Regions from separate parts of the Homo sapiens genome. Here region 1 is linked to region 2. Evidence: chromatin loops called from intact Hi-C (ENCODE). Cell type or tissue: chondrocyte. All regions are shown on one strand. Region 1 holds the start of NUDT11 (nudix hydrolase 11). Region 2 holds the start of MAGED1 (MAGE family member D1).

What was found. Hi-C counts contacts between places; a loop is a spot of excess contacts. Peaks named below come from ENCODE experiments on the same cell type or tissue, not always from the same donor. Only the 100,000 strongest peaks of a DNase experiment are listed, where the experiment ranks them.
Region 1: it touches region 2 in a loop (10-fold over the local background); 3 of 110 quality-filtered maps call a loop at or near these places.

What each region holds. Positions count from the first base shown.
Region 1 is chrX:51,494,937-51,498,936 of GRCh38, forward strand. NUDT11 (nudix hydrolase 11) reads right to left here and starts at 1,656. Exons shown (of 2, transcript NM_018159.4): 1 at 1,015-1,656. The coding sequence starts at 1,508. RefSeq lists a silencer at 1,727-1,846. In chondrocyte, no CTCF peak of the experiment used is centred here; a DNase peak (open chromatin) is centred at 1,735.
Region 2 is chrX:51,892,892-51,896,891 of GRCh38, forward strand. It overlaps MAGED1 (MAGE family member D1), which reads left to right and starts at 732. Exons shown (of 13, transcript NM_006986.4): 1 at 732-864; 2 at 1,378-1,458; 3 at 2,162-2,869; 4 at 3,518-4,000. The coding sequence starts at 1,414. RefSeq lists enhancers at 27-146, 787-876, 1,189-1,238, 1,459-1,508. In chondrocyte, a CTCF peak has its summit at 1,830; DNase peaks (open chromatin) are centred at 660, 1,440, 3,666, 3,978 and 1 weaker place.

The DNA.
Region 1 (4,000 bases), 400 kb before region 2:
AGCGGAATGTCACTACATTCAAATATGGGAGGGAGACCACTTTCAAAAACGAACTTAAATCCAGAGAACCATGGTTCTTCTATGGTATCCAGTAAGGGGCAATGGGAGTTGGAAGTTGAGTATGGGAAATCAAATTCTGTGAATACGGTTTTTCTGATAAGATGTGTTTGGCTAGCAGATCCTCCGCAGCATCTATTCAATAAGGTTAATCTACATGGGAAATAGCCATTTGAAGTCAGCAGTGAAAAATTACCACTTGTGAAAATTTTTTGAAAACCAAATGATCTACATATAGAAACAGAAAAAGAAATTTCTGAAAGGGGCAAATGAGATCCCATTTCAGAAGCTAAAGTGACTGTAGAGTGCAGAAAGAGCACAACATGTAGGATTTCCCAATTTTTAAAAAAATTCAAAACTGATCTTTTAAACCAACTCCCACCACAGAAGGCCTCCCTGACAACAAGGGCGAACGCTGTGAAGGAGAAAACTAAAGGGGAAAAAGAATACTAAAAGATGCCACACAACCAAGCTGGTCAGACTTTAAAGGCCTCCACTACCAAACAAACCACAAGGCTGGTATCAAAAATGCGCACGCACGCTCACCCACGAATATGTGTGAAATATAAAAGAACCAAAAACATCACAGGGCGCACAGGCAGACACACACTCCACACACAATCCCCACCCACCCCTCGCCCCCCACACACACCTCCCAAAAGCAGGGTGAACAGTTAAGGCACCTAAAACCCCAAGCCGCATAGGCTTCCCCGAAACATTTTACAGTGTAACCAAGAAGCGATTTTGAAAGCATCTGAAAAACGTGCAAACTGTCTTGAAAACAGGGCCTGGCAACTGAGACAGTTTGCAAGCGTGATTCAGAGGGTCTGCCAAGGAAACAAAAGAAGCCTCCCTCCTCCCCGTGAGACCGCACATGGCACGAGAGGTGCTCCAGGCGGGACGCATTTTAAGCGAGGCAGACAAATAGAAGTCTGCGCGAGCGCAAGCGGTACATACTAGGGATCGCTATCTGGCGAGGATGGGGCCATGGAGTTTCCATTGGTTGGGGAACCGCCCAGCTTTAGTTTCTCCAGATATTCGGCGTGCACGGGCTTGTGGCACTGGAGAACCTTGATGGCATCTTCGACTTTGAACCACTCTCGCTTCCTCCCAATGCTAACCGAATCTTCCCAATCCTCCAGCAGCTCCGTGACAGTCAGTACATACACGTACGTTCTGTGCTTGCGATCCTGGTTCTGTTCGAAGACGCCCAGGAGCCGGCCTAACTTCCCCTTGACTCCCGCTTCTTCGTACACCTCTCGGACCGCCGCACCGCCCGGCTCCTCCTCGGGCTCCATGCCCCCGCCCGGCACGATCCAGCGGTCCGGGTACCGGCTGCTACTCACTAACAGGACCTCGTCCTCGCGTTCGCTCCGGAAGCACAGGCACGCCGCCCGCTTCTTGAACCCCTCGGGGTCGTAGGTCCGCGTCTGGTTGGGTTTGCACTTCATCCTCGAGGCAGCCTCCTCGAGGCAGCCTCCTCTCGCCTCTCGCTGCTGTGTGGGCCGCCGCTGCCGCTGCCGCCGCCGGGGAACAGCCGAGGTGCTGGGAAGAGAAAGGGCCGAGGCGAGGGGCGGGGAAAGAGAGGCGCCTCCGTCTGCCCGCGAGCCCGGGGAGCGGAGGGAGAGATGAAGCTGGGCGGGGCGCAGGCGGAGGCGGGGGCAGCGAGGCGCGTCAGCCAGTCGGCCAGTCCGATGGGCGGCCGGCCGAACCCGGGCCCGCCGGAGTGGAGGAGGTGCCGCCGCCCGCGAGCCCGCGACTGTCCACAGACCCCACTCGCTTGTCGGGGGCGCGTCTCCCTCCCTCCGCCGCCGGGTAGGGTTTGAGCGAGGTGAGGCGCATTAACGGACGCGTCCGCGCTCCCGTTCACGTGCGCGTTCGCGGCGGAGGGCGAGGGGCGGGGGCGGGGGTCTCCTGGCTCCCGCAGCGCGCGACGCCTCGGGCCCACTGCGCAGGCGCCCCGCACCCCTGGGGGCCGAGAACGTCGTTCGCGCACTGTGAAATACACCGCATTGTGACTTTGGCCGACTGCCTCCACGTGTGCCTTTGACCCAAACGCGACTGTAGCGCGGCAGGACGTTTCTCCTCTCCCTCCCCACCGCGCTGCACGAAACCCACACGCAGCCGTTTTACACACGACAGAGGCAAGGGCATCGTCGTCATCATCCTCCCCCACGATGAACCATTCTGGCTTACTCATGGGACCTGGGCCCCGGTGTTGTCAAAACGACCCACGGGATTCTTGGCAGAATAGCCGCGCATCCTTGCTGAGTCACATGATGCAGTTTTATTTCTTCAACAGGTTCCCACCTTGCCGAGCATCCTGGCGCAGCTAGTAATTTAACGCTTTTCTTAAACCCCTGTTCACAACCTGCCTGACCCCTTTGTGTCTCAGTTTCCTCATGGGTACACTTCTCGCCTCCTTGTTGCAGCCATTTGCACTTCGATGCAGTACACCTTAAAGACCAGAGCACCACCCATCTAGTATTCCTGCGTTAAAGCCCAAGACATTCTCTCATTCTCCACACACTCCACCCTTGTCTTTCTCTTTGATAAGCACCACTTGGGGGTTGGGAAACCATTCACGTGGAGATCCCCTCCTATTCCACACTTTGATTTTTATTTATTTTTATTTATTTTATTTTTTATTTTTTTATGGCAAGAAACATTTATTATTATTATTATACTTTAAGTTTTAGGGTACATGTGCACAATGTGCAGGTTAGTTACATATGTATACATGTGCCATGCTGGTGCGCTGCACCCACTAACTCGTCATCTAGCATTAGGTATATCTCCCAATGCTATCCCTCATTAAAGACTCAAACGTTAGACCTAAAACCATAAAAACCCTAGAAGAAAACCTAGGCATTACCATTCAGGACATAGGCATGGGCAAGGACTTCATGTCTAAAACACCAAAAGCAATGGCAACAAAAGCCAAAATTGACAAATGGAATCTAATTCAACTAAAGAGCTTCTGCACAGCAAAAGAAACTACCATCAGAGTGAACAGGCAACCTACAAAATGGGAGAAAATTTTTGCAACCTACTCATCTGACAAAGGGCTAATATCCAGAATCTACAATGAACTCAAACAAACTTACAAGAAAAAAACAAACAACCCCATCAAAAAGTGGGCGAAGGACATGAACAGACACTTCTCAAAAGAAGACATTTATGCAGCCAAAAAACACATGAAAACGTGCTCACCATCACTGGCCATCAGAGAAATGCAAATCAAAACCACAATGAGGTACCATCTCACACCAGTTAGAATGGCAATCATTAAAAAGTCAGGAAACAACAGGTGCTGGAGAGGATGTGGAGAAATAGGAACACTTTTACACTGTTGGTGGGACTGGAAACTAGTTCAACCATTGTGGAAGTCAGTGTGGCGATTCCTCAGGGATCTAGAACTAGAAATACCATTTGACCCAGCCATCCCATTACTGGGTATATACCCAAAGGGCTATAAATCATGCTGCTATAAAGACACATGCACACGTATGTTTATTGCGGCACTATTCACAATAGCAAAGACTTGGAACCAACCCAAATGTCCAACAATGATAGACTGGATTAAGAAAATGTGGCCCATATACACCATGGAATACTATGCAGCCATAAAAAATGATGAATTCATGTCCTTTGTAGGGACATGGATGAAATTGGAAATCATCATTCTCAGTAAACTATCGCAAGAACAAAAAACCAAACACCGCATGTTCTCACTCGTAGGTGGGAATTGAATAATGAGAACACATGGACACAGGAAGGGGAACATCACACTCTGGGTACACTTTGATTTTTAAAAGACTCCCGCCGTGAGACTCCCGCAAGGTCACTTGCTGCTCTCTCACCTCTCTCTCTGGTCCTCCTGTCCTCTTGGCCAGGAAATGGCATCCCATCGCCAAAAATTTAACAACCTGGAGCCTTCTTT
Region 2 (4,000 bases):
TGACATCCACTTCCCAGGGCTGCTGTGACAGGAAGACAAGCCCCAGCACAAATCCTGCTGTGATGTACAAGCTGTGCCCTTCCCTCCTTTCCTCCCCCAACACACACAAAATGAGTCCATCACCGGAGCTGCAGAAAGAAAGGGAAGAAACTAACGTTCTTTCTGCGTCTGGGAGCTTGTGGGGGCGGGCAGGGGGTGAGGGAGAAATCATGGAGTCACGTGGCAGCCACAGACTTACTACTACTACTTTGTTAGCTCCAATAGTGTATCCTCTCAGGCCATTCCGTTTCCTCAGCAGAGGTCTAACACTTGTTGCAATTAGAGACCCCAAACAGAGACCTAAGCATGCTGGACAAGGGGGTGGAGATGCAAGCCGGCCTGACAGGAGGGGCCTTGAATAGGGGAGGGACGGAATAGAGACGCATTGCGGAAAAGGTAGGGGGCCGGTGTGTGGGGCAAGGGGTGGGACCAAGAGGCACAGCGCATCTGTGGGGGAGGGGGCGTAGAGGAAGGGGAGGTGCTGTTGTATAGTGTCGACCTGGTTGGTGGTGGGGTGGTGTGTTGGCAAAGGGGGCGGGACCGCCTTCCAGCGCACATGCGCATCATGGTCTCCAGGACGAAGCTTTTGTTGGGAAAGCAGGCGGGACTGACTTTGGCTCTTCAGTGTTTGCGCATGCGCGTAACGTCCTGAGGCGGTGGGTGGTATATTAGGCGAAGAGGCGGGGTCGCCCAAGCTGCCGCGCTGGCATTTTCTCCTGGACAAGGAGAGAGTGCGGCTGCTGAGAGCCGAGCCCAGCAATCCCGATCCTCTGAGTCGTGAAGAAGGGAGGCAGCGAGGGGGTTGGGGTTGGGGCCTGAGGCAAGGTGAGAATTAGCCCCCAGACTGGGCATCTGCCCCCTGGTGCGGGCCCCCATTTTTTTTTATCCCGATCCCTTCACCCTGGATTCTGAATCCCCTTCCACCCCCCAAACCCCAATTCAATGCCCCTCCCGATCCTTCCTGATTCAAAACCCCTGTCCGATCCCTCCCATCGTTCGAAATCCTCAGATTCCTTGACCTCGATCTGTACTGTTAGATGATTCCTCCTGACTCAAAACCTCCATGCAACTTCCCAAATGCGAATCCCAACCCAACCGCACCCCCGCTCCGAATTCAGAACTCATCTGCTTCCCGATCCCCATTTGAAGCTTCGCCCTGTCAGTAGCTTCTCGGGGTTCAGAACCTCCATCTGGACGCCCATTCACTTTTACCGCTCCGATCCGTTCCTCCTCACATTCACCTTATCCGCCCGCACAGTCAGACCACAGTCACCCCCCTCCCAATTAGGTCCTTCGTATTTGCCCTCTGTAGTATAACGCCCTGCCCCTCTCCCACAGCCCCCAGGCTCCGCTCTTGCCAGAGGGACAGGAGCCATGGCTCAGAAAATGGACTGTGGTGCGGGCCTCCTCGGCTTCCAGGTGAGATCTCCACTCCCCACCCCACCATTTCCCCAGCCGACAGTCACCCCTCCCCGCGGGCCTCTTTGGTCTCCCAAACGCCGGGATCCGGTTTGACCCTATTTAGTGACTAGACTCCGTGGGCTTTTCGAATTCCCATCGTTTATCGAAGGGGGGGAGGGGCGTCTCTTTTCAGCCATCAGTCCCTGCTCAGAGAGAGGGGAGACCCTGTTAGTAGTCAGGGCAATCTGCCCAGAGAATGCGGGGTGGGTAAGGAACCATTTTTTTTTTTTTCCAGAATCCTGACGCTTGTAGAGCAGTCTGTCACCCCCTCCCCCAGCCTCCTGCCTCCACCCTCCCTCTTTCTGCATTCCCCACTCTGTGCGACCCCCCTTATTCTCAACTCCGCGATCCGCCTGCCGTCCTGAGCTGCTACTGCACGCCTCTTGGAGCGTCCCCGGCTCCTGTTCGTGCCCACTTTCCGCATACCGCCCCACCCCTCATTTTGCCCTTGCCCTACTTCACCCCTGCCACATGTTTAGTACCCGCCTGGTCCCCCATCGCCCCTCGCGGGCCCCCTAGATCTCTGCCTCAGCCCCCCTGTTTTTGCACCCACCGCCCGCCTGCAGCTCCGCTGCTGCGCTGCCACCCGGGCTCCCTATTCCCACCCCACCTCCTGCCTCAGAGGCCCAGAGATTTAATTTTTTCCCCCCTGTGTTTGCAGGCTGAGGCCTCCGTAGAAGACAGCGCCTTGCTTATGCAGACCTTGATGGAGGCCATCCAGATCTCAGAGGCTCCACCTACTAACCAGGCCACCGCAGCTGCTAGTCCCCAGAGTTCACAGCCCCCAACTGCCAATGAGATGGCTGACATTCAGGTTTCAGCAGCTGCCGCTAGGCCTAAGTCAGCCTTTAAAGTCCAGAATGCCACCACAAAAGGCCCAAATGGTGTCTATGATTTCTCTCAGGCTCATAATGCCAAGGATGTGCCCAACACGCAGCCCAAGGCAGCCTTTAAGTCCCAAAATGCTACCCCAAAGGGTCCAAATGCTGCCTATGATTTTTCCCAGGCAGCAACCACTGGTGAGTTAGCTGCTAACAAGTCTGAGATGGCCTTCAAGGCCCAGAATGCCACTACTAAAGTGGGCCCAAATGCCACCTACAATTTCTCTCAGTCTCTCAATGCCAATGACCTGGCCAACAGCAGGCCTAAGACCCCTTTCAAGGCTTGGAATGATACCACTAAGGCCCCAACAGCTGATACCCAGACCCAGAATGTAAATCAGGCCAAAATGGCCACTTCCCAGGCTGACATAGAGACCGACCCAGGTATCTCTGAACCTGACGGTGCAACTGCACAGACATCAGCAGATGGTTCCCAGGCTCAGAATCTGGAGTCCCGGACAATAATTCGGGGCAAGAGGACCCGCAAGGTGAGATCTCTGCTAACTTCATTTTGCTTTGGGGCTGTCTCCTTTCTTCTCTGAGGGTGTTCATTTGTTCTAAACAAAACAATGTATGTAACTGTATTCAGCTAGGCTATAGGGCATTTGAAGAGAATGTTTATTCCTGTCCTCCGGATGTTCACAAACTGATGGGGAGATAATACATGGACACAAATAATATATACAACCTGTATGTAATTCAGTTTACATTTTGTTATGTTAGTAACCACCATGTGTTAAGCCTTGAGCTAGGCACATTCACACAGGTTGTCTCATTAAACCTTAAAGGCACCTCCTACCAGGTAGGGATCATAGTGCCAATTTTACAAAGAAGGAAATTAAGTGCCAGAGAGGTGAAGTGACTTGAGTGATTTGTTCAGGGTGGTACAGGCAGAACCAGTGGTGGACATAGGAAGAGGAGAAGCCTCAGGCCCCATCTTTGGGTTGCTCCTGGCCTGGCTCGGAGATGAAACTCCTGCCTGGAAGACAGTGAAAGACAAACCCAGGACTCAGGGTGACCAATGGCTAGTGGGTCAGGCTGTCACTACAGGTGAGGGTTTAGAGGGCATTCCTGGAATAGATAAGGTGAGGACACAGAACCCACTGGTGATTCTGAACTTCTCTCTGATGATGCAGATTAATAACTTGAATGTTGAAGAGAACAGCAGTGGGGATCAGAGGCGGGCCCCACTGGCTGCAGGGACCTGGAGGTCTGCACCAGTTCCAGTGACCACTCAGAACCCACCTGGCGCACCCCCCAATGTGCTCTGGCAGACGCCATTGGCTTGGCAGAACCCCTCAGGCTGGCAAAACCAGACAGCCAGGCAGACCCCACCAGCACGTCAGAGCCCTCCAGCTAGGCAGACCCCACCAGCCTGGCAGAACCCAGTCGCTTGGCAGAACCCAGTGATTTGGCCAAACCCAGTAATCTGGCAGAACCCAGTGATCTGGCCAAACCCCATTGTCTGGCCCGGCCCTGTTGTCTGGCCGAATCCACTGGCCTGGCAGAATCCACCTGGATGGCAGACTCCACCTGGATGGCAGACCCCACCGGGCTGGCAGGGTCCTCCAGACTGGCAAGGTCCTCCTGACTGGCCGCTACCACCCGACTGGCCACTG